2 separate regions of the Homo sapiens genome follow, and region 2 is linked to region 1. A link is a loop called in an ENCODE intact Hi-C map of the cell type or tissue named here. Cell type or tissue: endothelial cell of umbilical vein. All regions are shown on one strand.

The links. Hi-C counts contacts between places; a loop is a spot of excess contacts. Peaks named below come from ENCODE experiments on the same cell type or tissue, not always from the same donor. Only the 100,000 strongest peaks of a DNase experiment are listed, where the experiment ranks them.
Region 2: it touches region 1 in a loop (2.8-fold over the local background); 24 of 110 quality-filtered maps call a loop at or near these places.

Annotation. Positions count from the first base shown.
Region 1 is chr18:34,772,490-34,776,489 of GRCh38, forward strand. The region is part of intron 3 of DTNA (dystrobrevin alpha); the gene reads left to right. Among named protein-coding and RNA genes, the nearest start is that of DTNA-AS1, 6.8 kb to the left of the region's middle. In endothelial cell of umbilical vein, no CTCF peak of the experiment used is centred here; DNase peaks (open chromatin) are centred at 1,072 and 1,732; H3K27ac peaks cover 1,754 bases.
Region 2 is chr18:34,505,755-34,509,754 of GRCh38, forward strand. It overlaps a transcript of DTNA not described here. Among named protein-coding and RNA genes, the nearest start is that of DTNA, 200 kb to the right of the region's middle. In endothelial cell of umbilical vein, no CTCF peak of the experiment used is centred here; no DNase peak of the experiment used is centred here.

The DNA.
Region 1 (4,000 bases):
TATGAATGAACGAATATGCTCCACTAGATTCATTTCTCACCAGTCAGGTGACTAGAAGAACGCTGGTCTTATGTGGCAGGAGTAGCCTTGAGCTATGTTTTTAGTAGTAAACACTAATATTCCACTCATTTTTCTTCCAACTAGTGTATCAGTATTTTCCTCTTCCCTGCTTCATGTTTAAATATGTGGATTTTTAGCTGCCACTATGAATTTTCTATTCTTGGTAAAAAATTACCATAAATTTAGCAGCTTAAAGAAGCACACATTTATTATCTTACAGTTTTTGTAGGTCAGAAATCCAATGCAGCATGGCTGGGTTTTCGGCTTAGCTTTACACTCAACTAAAATCAAAGTGCTGGTTGGGTCTGTGATTCTCATGTTGGGATCAAGGTTCTCTTCTAAGTGCATTCATTGTGGGAAAGTGTTATTTTCTTGTGGTTGTAGGATTGGGGCCCCGTTTCCTTGCTGGCTGTCAGCTGGAGACTACCTTCAGTTCCTAGAGCCTCCCTTATTCTTTGCCTCATGGCCCCTGTGGGCTGCTCAGGGCATGGGTGTTTGTGGCTTCTTCCAGCCCAGCTAGAGTGTCCTCTCTGACTTCCCCATTTATGACTAGCCAGAGAAGTCTCCTTGCTTTTCAGTGACTCACGTGTTTATATCAGGCCCACTCAGATGATATCCATATTTTAAGGTCAGCTAATTTGGGATCATAATATCATCTGCAAAATCCCTTCACTGCAGCCCCTGGATTCATGTTTGAATAACTAGGAGAAAGTATGTGACACCATGCACCAGGAATCAACCACACTGCTCAAGAACATAGACTCTTGTATTTCTCAGATAACGATGTATAAAATCTTGGATGTAAAAATAAAGTTTAAAGTCGGAAACACAGGCAAGAGAAATCGAACCAGAGAAAGATATGTATTTAAAAGAGAGGGATCAGAGGATTCTCCCTAGTCAAGGAGCCAGCAGGAAAAGCAGGAATATTCACAGTTGGGGAAATAAACTGCAGATGACTAACCCTTGGAGCACAATTATCTATGTTAGTGTTGTTGCAAATGTTTTTACTACATATTTTCATTCCTGATGTTGAATCATTCTAGACACTTGTTTAGAATAAAGGAAGGTGCATTGTGCTAGAATGCAACGTTCCCAAAAATTCCCTGTGGGAAAGTTGGTGGTGGCAGTGGAATATAAACAAACCTATTAAAGATGCCTATGTAATAGGACAATGGAAAAACTGCTCCTCTCTGGCACCCTGGACCTATGGCAAAATTATTTCCCCTTAATCAGAGTAAACCTCTGGATGAGAAAAGCAATGATTTTAAAGTCCTGATGATTATGATATGGGTTTAATTAAAGCTGCTTCTTCCCTTTAATGGTTTTTAAGATCTTAAAAATCAGGGTTTTGTTTCCTTGTTAGTAGACTTTTGTTTTAGAGAATGCCAGAAGCTTTGCTTAAACTGCTGCCACTGCATAACCTGTGAGCTAAGCCACACCTGTAGTCTCGTTTCCAGGCATCTGGATGTAACACACAGTGACTTCCTTCCCTTTCTTCTGCTTCTGCATTAGACGTGAAAGCTGTGCCAACTAAGCACTTTTACTTTCACAGCTGAGGAAAAACCATCATCTTAAAATGCTCCTGTCAGTTGGGAAAGAGTGATGCATACAGAGGAATGCGTTTCAAGCTTCCCAACCCTATCTAACAGGTGCCAAGGCAAGATTCGATGACCTTCCCCTGGTGGCCTGCCAAGCCCTGTTTCTGGGAAACTGCCTGCTTGGCTTGGAGCCAGTCAGCAGAGCGATGAAGGGATGCCCAGAAGGGGTTCTCCCACTGCCTGGCTCCCAGGATCTCAGGACTCCAGCACACATTGTAAGAAAACAGAAGTCAGTCGGGAGGACAGGGATGGGAGAGCAGCTTCTCCCATGAAATCACACCTGAGATTCCATCTGAAAGTCACTCCTGATGTCACCTGGGTTCACTCCTCACTGAGGTTTTGTTAACATTCATTGTTATTAGCAATCACTCATTTATGTATTCACTCCATAAATAGAGACAGCACTTACTGCATGCCAAGCATTATTCTAGATCATGGGGAGAACAGTGTGAGTACAAAGTGGACCATTCAGAAATTCATCCCTATTTGCATATTCTCTTACTGAAACTTTACATAAATGCATATTTATTTTAGTGTACTTCTTCAGCAATAAAAATTTCATTTTCAATATATCACTCTCACCTGTCGAAGAGTAAAGCAAAAGAGAGATAGAAGTTGGTAATAGAAAAGTGGAAGATTTATTCAGCGAATCCTTTTAAAAGAGAGGTTGCTTCCACAGGGTACCAAGACTCATCAAGTTTCTCAAGTCATAAATCTGGGCATCATCTTTGACCTCTTATCTCAACCCAGATTGAATCAATCATAAAAATCTCATCAGTTATGCTTTCACATATATCTCAAATCTATCCACATCTTTCTGTGCTGACTACAAATGCCTAGTCCAAAACATCTTTACCTGAATTACAATCTAAAATGGCTCCTAAAACTTCCTATCCCCTGAGCAATCCCATGCATAATCCCCAGGACTGGGAATTTCGTGGAATTCACTCCTGTGATTAGATTATGTTACATTGCACAGTTGCAACAAACCTTAAAATAGGGGAATCACCTGGGTGGGCCTGAACTAATCACCTGAGCCCTTTAAAAGCAGAGAGTTAGCCAGGTGCAGTGGCTTATGCTTGTAATCCCAGCACTTTGGGAGGCCGAGGCGGGCGGATCACAAGGTCAGGAGATCGAGACGATCCTGGTGAACACTGGGAAACCCCGTCTCTACTAAAAATACAAAAAATTAACCAGGCTTGGTGGTGGGCGCCAGTAGTCCCAGCTACTCAGGAGGCTGAGGCAGGAGAATGGCGTGAACCTGGGATGCGGAGCTTGCAGTGAGCCAAGATTGCACCACGGCACTCCTGGGCGACAGAGCGAGACTCCATCTCAAAAAAAAATAAAAATAAATAAATAAATAAAAATAAAAGCAGAGAGTTTTATCTGGCAGCCGTAGAAGAGAAAATCAGACGTTTGAAGGGACAGATGAATTTGTCATGCCATTGCTGGCTTGAAGATGGAAAGTGCCACATGCTCAATCACTAGATGTTGGGAGACAGCTGGCTGACAGCCAGCAAGGAATAGGGACCTCAGTCCTATGGTCACAAGGAACTGAACTGTGCTAACAAATGTCTTGAAAGTATTTTTTTTCCTCAGAGCTTCTAAAATAAAACTGAGTTCAGCCAACACCTTGATTTAATCTTGTGATACCCTGAGCAGGGAACCAGTCATGCCATACTTAACTCCTTAACTACAGAACTGTGAGTTAATAAGAGTCTTGTTTTAAGATTATGAGTTTGTGGTTATTTGCCACACAGTCATAAAGAACTATACACAGTAAAGCATGGACCTGTGCTTTCTGCTATACACAGTAAAGCATGGACCTGCACTCCAGTGACATCTGTGAGAAAGAAGACTGCTCAGATATGTAAGAGCCACTGGGACATATACTTTGTATAAAATTCAAAGCAGGACTGAGACTGAATAACCCTGTAGGTTTAGAAGGGGAGTGGACACTTTGTTTTACACAACTGATGAAGTTCAGCGCTATTTACCGAAAACTTTTCCCTTATCAAGTTCCAAGTCCCTTATCATCATAGAGGGAGAAAAAGGAACCAAAGGCAGGATCTGGACAAGGAGCAGGATAACAAAGGTGGGAGAGAGAAGTCAAAAGTCAACCATTCTGAGTAATGACACCCCCAAAGCATCCTCCAAACACGGAGAAGCCACACAGGGAAATAACATATGAGTATTTTCTTTTTGAGACAGAGTCTTACTCTGTCGCCCAGGCTGGAGTGCAGTGGCACGATCTCAGCTCACTGCAACCTCTGCCTCCCGGGTTCAAGCTGCATCAGCTTGATTCACCTGCATCAGCCTGAGTAGCTGGGACTACAGGCACT
Region 2 (4,000 bases), 270 kb before region 1:
TCAATTGAAATGTTTTTCTTATGACTGCTTTAAAAACTTTGTCAAATAATTCTAACATCTCTGGGATCTTGCTTTTAGCATCTGTTGATTGTCGTCTTTCATTCAGTTTGAAATCTTCCCGGTTCTTGGTATGATGAATGATTTTCAATGGAAACTTGGCCATTTTCTTATATGTTAAGAGACTCTGAATCTTATTTAAACTTTCTGATTTAGCCGAGTTCCACTAACATCACCTCAGTGAGCATCAGTGCCAGGTGGGGGGTAGAAATTAGGTTCCTCACTCAGTCTCCCTTGACACCTGAGGGGACTTCACATTACTGTAGGGCAAAGTGGGTCTTCACTGATACTTCCAGCTATGAAGGGTAGAAGTGCCTCCTTTATGTTCCCCATGTGGTCTCTCCACTGACACACTAGGGGGACAGAAGAGGGGGCCTAATGACTGCTGGGTCTTAGTGACAGTTCTGACTCTCCATTAAGCCACCTGTGACACCATCCCAGGAGAGAAGGAGAAGGGAGACTCAGTACTGCAAGGCAGGGGTAGAACTCCAGGATCCTCCCACCATTACTATTGACAACATAGTGGGGGTGAGGAATAGGGGGGGTCTTTATTACCACTGGTGAAAATGAAAGTCCCAGCTTTTTACTTGGCCTTCTATGACATCATCACGGTGGGGATGGGAGAAGTTGGGGTGTCTTGTTACAGCTTGGCAAGGATGGAAGTGTAGGTTTCCCACACAGCTTGTGTTGGCATAGGTGTGGTGGAACCACAATTATTTCTTTCTTCTGTGGCTACAATAGAGCAGTTATTGCCTAAATTTGTTTTTTTATCTAGCTATGATGCTCCTTTCCTGTTCCTTAGGCCAGAGAGAGTATGGTTTTGTTGGCACCCTTTTAAAAGTTGTGCCTGATGGCATTTCTGGGTTTCCAGTTTCTTTAGCCCCAAGAATTGGATATGTGAGGCAACACACGATTCCAGGGAACTCACCATCATGTCATTCCTTGAGCTCTGAGGTCCCCTAGCTGATTTGTCTTCTCTTCTCCAGCTTTCAGTGTCTTTGTATGTTTATTTAATATATAAAATACAGGGGTTTCAGTTGTACTTAGTAAGAAGAGTAGGGGAAAGTGCTTTTTCTCCTTCTTCACAGAAGCAAAAGCCCAATCTATATGTTTTATGCAAGCATAAACTGAAAAAATATCACTCCCGTTGATTCTCAGAGGATAAACCTCAGAGGGTTACTGCTTATCTGTTTCTGAATAATCAACAGTTGACAGGTAAGTGGGATGAGTGAATCCTCAAGTGGTGTTGCAGATAGATGGGTTCACAATGCAGTCCATCATTGTAGGATTCATGGACCACAGGCAGGTACCCTTACTCCCCCAAATCAATTCTCTCTCCCCTCCTGGAAAGCCATTACTGTAGGCTGTGGCATAGTTGGAGATTTCCCCCACTCTCAGAGATGTCTTTTCTGGTGGGATGCTGGAACCACACCATCCCAGCTCTTGCTCTACTCTCACTAAATGCTCTTTGTTTCCAGGAATATCATCCACCTGAAATGTAGTTTTGGACCAGTACGTGCATGGGAAAATGTTTGTAAACTAAGAAATAGTGAATGCAGAATCTATATTTAAATCTAACTGAGGAGCACCTCCTAGAAATTATTATTATTAATTTCTTTTGATGTAAAAATTATGCATTAAAAATAAATGTTCTGATTTGTCAAGTTGTTTGATCACTACTTGGTAGGTTAAGTACAAAAGATGGAGCTAAGAATTCTCTGCTTGAAACCAATATGCTGAGGGATTACAGTTGACATGGAGGAGATCACAAAGGACAACAGTCTAGGGAAATTCATGAAAAAGACAAATCAAGTTATTGACATTGTAGCCAACCTTGAAATTCTCACTCTACTAGAGCAATGGTTCTCAAAGTGTTGGCCTCAGCAGCATCAGCACAACTTTGAAACTCTTTGTTAATGCAAATTCTAAGTGTCTATCTTGGACCCACTGAATCACAAACTATGGGGATTGATCCCACAATCTGTCTTATAGCCAGCTATACAGGGGATTGTGCTACACGCTAACGTTGAGAACCACTGCACTAGAGTAATCCCTCCAACCATTGAAAAATATGCTAAATTTATGCTTTCAGTGATCCTTGACTGGGTTTTTGGAAAATGTATTTATTATATTTAACATTTTATGTGCTCATATTATAAATGTTTTTCAAGTAAATATAGTAAGGAAATTAAAAATGCATTACCTAAAACTATCTCCTTGGTTGATACATATTAATGATTATGCAATTATTTTCTATCCTTAACCCAGATCTACTCCATGTCTGATTTTGTGGTTGACATCAAAAAAATGAGCCAGGCCTACACTTCCCTCCATTTGTTTCTCATAGTTGCCAAGTCATACATTAATGGATTTTGTAGCTGTTTTTATGTTCTTTTCTAGAGATGACACCCATCATTAGGTATTTGGAGGTGAGAGTGGGGGTGTCTCTGCATTATTTGAAGAAGATGCTTTTTAGGAGATCTTGTCACATAGTATTGTTAGAGACAGATGCGTATGTGGATGTCCAAATTAATCATTGTCATTACTACATCAGCTCTACCATGGGGGATTTACTGTTTACTGTATGCTGGCATTTTTCTCTGGGGTCATGTGAGATTAAAGGACATCTTGGCTAAAAGCCTGTCCTGAGGAAAGAAAAGCTGCATTTCTATATAGATATTTTATAACTGAGATAGAATTCCAAACCCCAGGATAGGGTAAGACAAAATCAACAAGAAGTAAAAGGTTAAAAGGTTTTAAAATGTTTTATGATGGTGCTGAAATATAGACAGATGCAGATTTGAGAAGTAGTCTGTGGCTTCCAGCCCTGAATATGATTCAGTTTCATTGTATTTTAAGGACAGTATTTTATATAATTTTACACTTTCAACTAGCAATTTGCTAAACTGAGAGGGCATAATCGGTATTCACATAGTATCCACCTCTTCTGATGAATAATATTTTAGCTTTTGGATTAGGCATCACATTTTACTGTGTATAATTTTTTAAGCTGAATTTTTTAGTTTCTGTAAATCGTATGTTTCAATTACATATACCCTTTATACACTTTTTTGAAAATGTCTTTTTCTGTGTGAGCTGAGGAAATCTGCTTTTCATTTAAGATGACACATATTCTTGGTTTAGAAAAATATTACTTTCTATCCTTTCACTGTTCCTCACCACCAGTTGTCTTAGGCTCTTTTTATTCCTTCTGTTTCATTTGTGCATTCAATTTGATACTATTTATCATTTACTCATTTTGCTTGGGCGTTTAAATGGTTGTGCCTCTGCAGTGTTTTGGGGATAAGACTTTTCCAAACCTTCATTATACAATGTTTGCTCAATAATACCATTTGGGCAGGTTGGAGGAACCACTCCTTTAGGAACAGATTTTTAAATGGTATAGCAGATGTTTCCTCTTACATAGAGTCATCCTTTCTAAAATAAAGGCCCCCAGCCATGGCAATACTAATCAGATGTCTTCTTTCTTATAATCATTACTTGGTTGACATTTTTTAAATGTGGTAATTAAATCAGCACCAAAATGCTTTGATAGGAAGTACACACTGTGTCTTCTGTGGGTAGTGGTCCAGATTTTCCCCTACTGTGTTCGGTGCTATTTATAAACACAAAATGTGTCAGGTGATTTTTTTTCCACATGCAGATAAATTCTGCCTCCTCCTTTTAACCCAAACACTGTAAAAATAATGTTTATCATAAGAGTGTATACAAAATAATGATTTTTGCTAATGATGCTAAATACCCTTTAGGAAGTGATATATGAGTCAGATTGATTTTGAAAATTTGATCAAAATATGAATCATTTTCAAAACAGGAAAACATTTCAAATCATCTAGCTGTTCTTTTATTGTTTGCCTCAGTGTCAACATAGTGCTTAAACCTTTTTTTGTTTCTGCTTTTTGTTTGCTTGTTTTGGATTTAA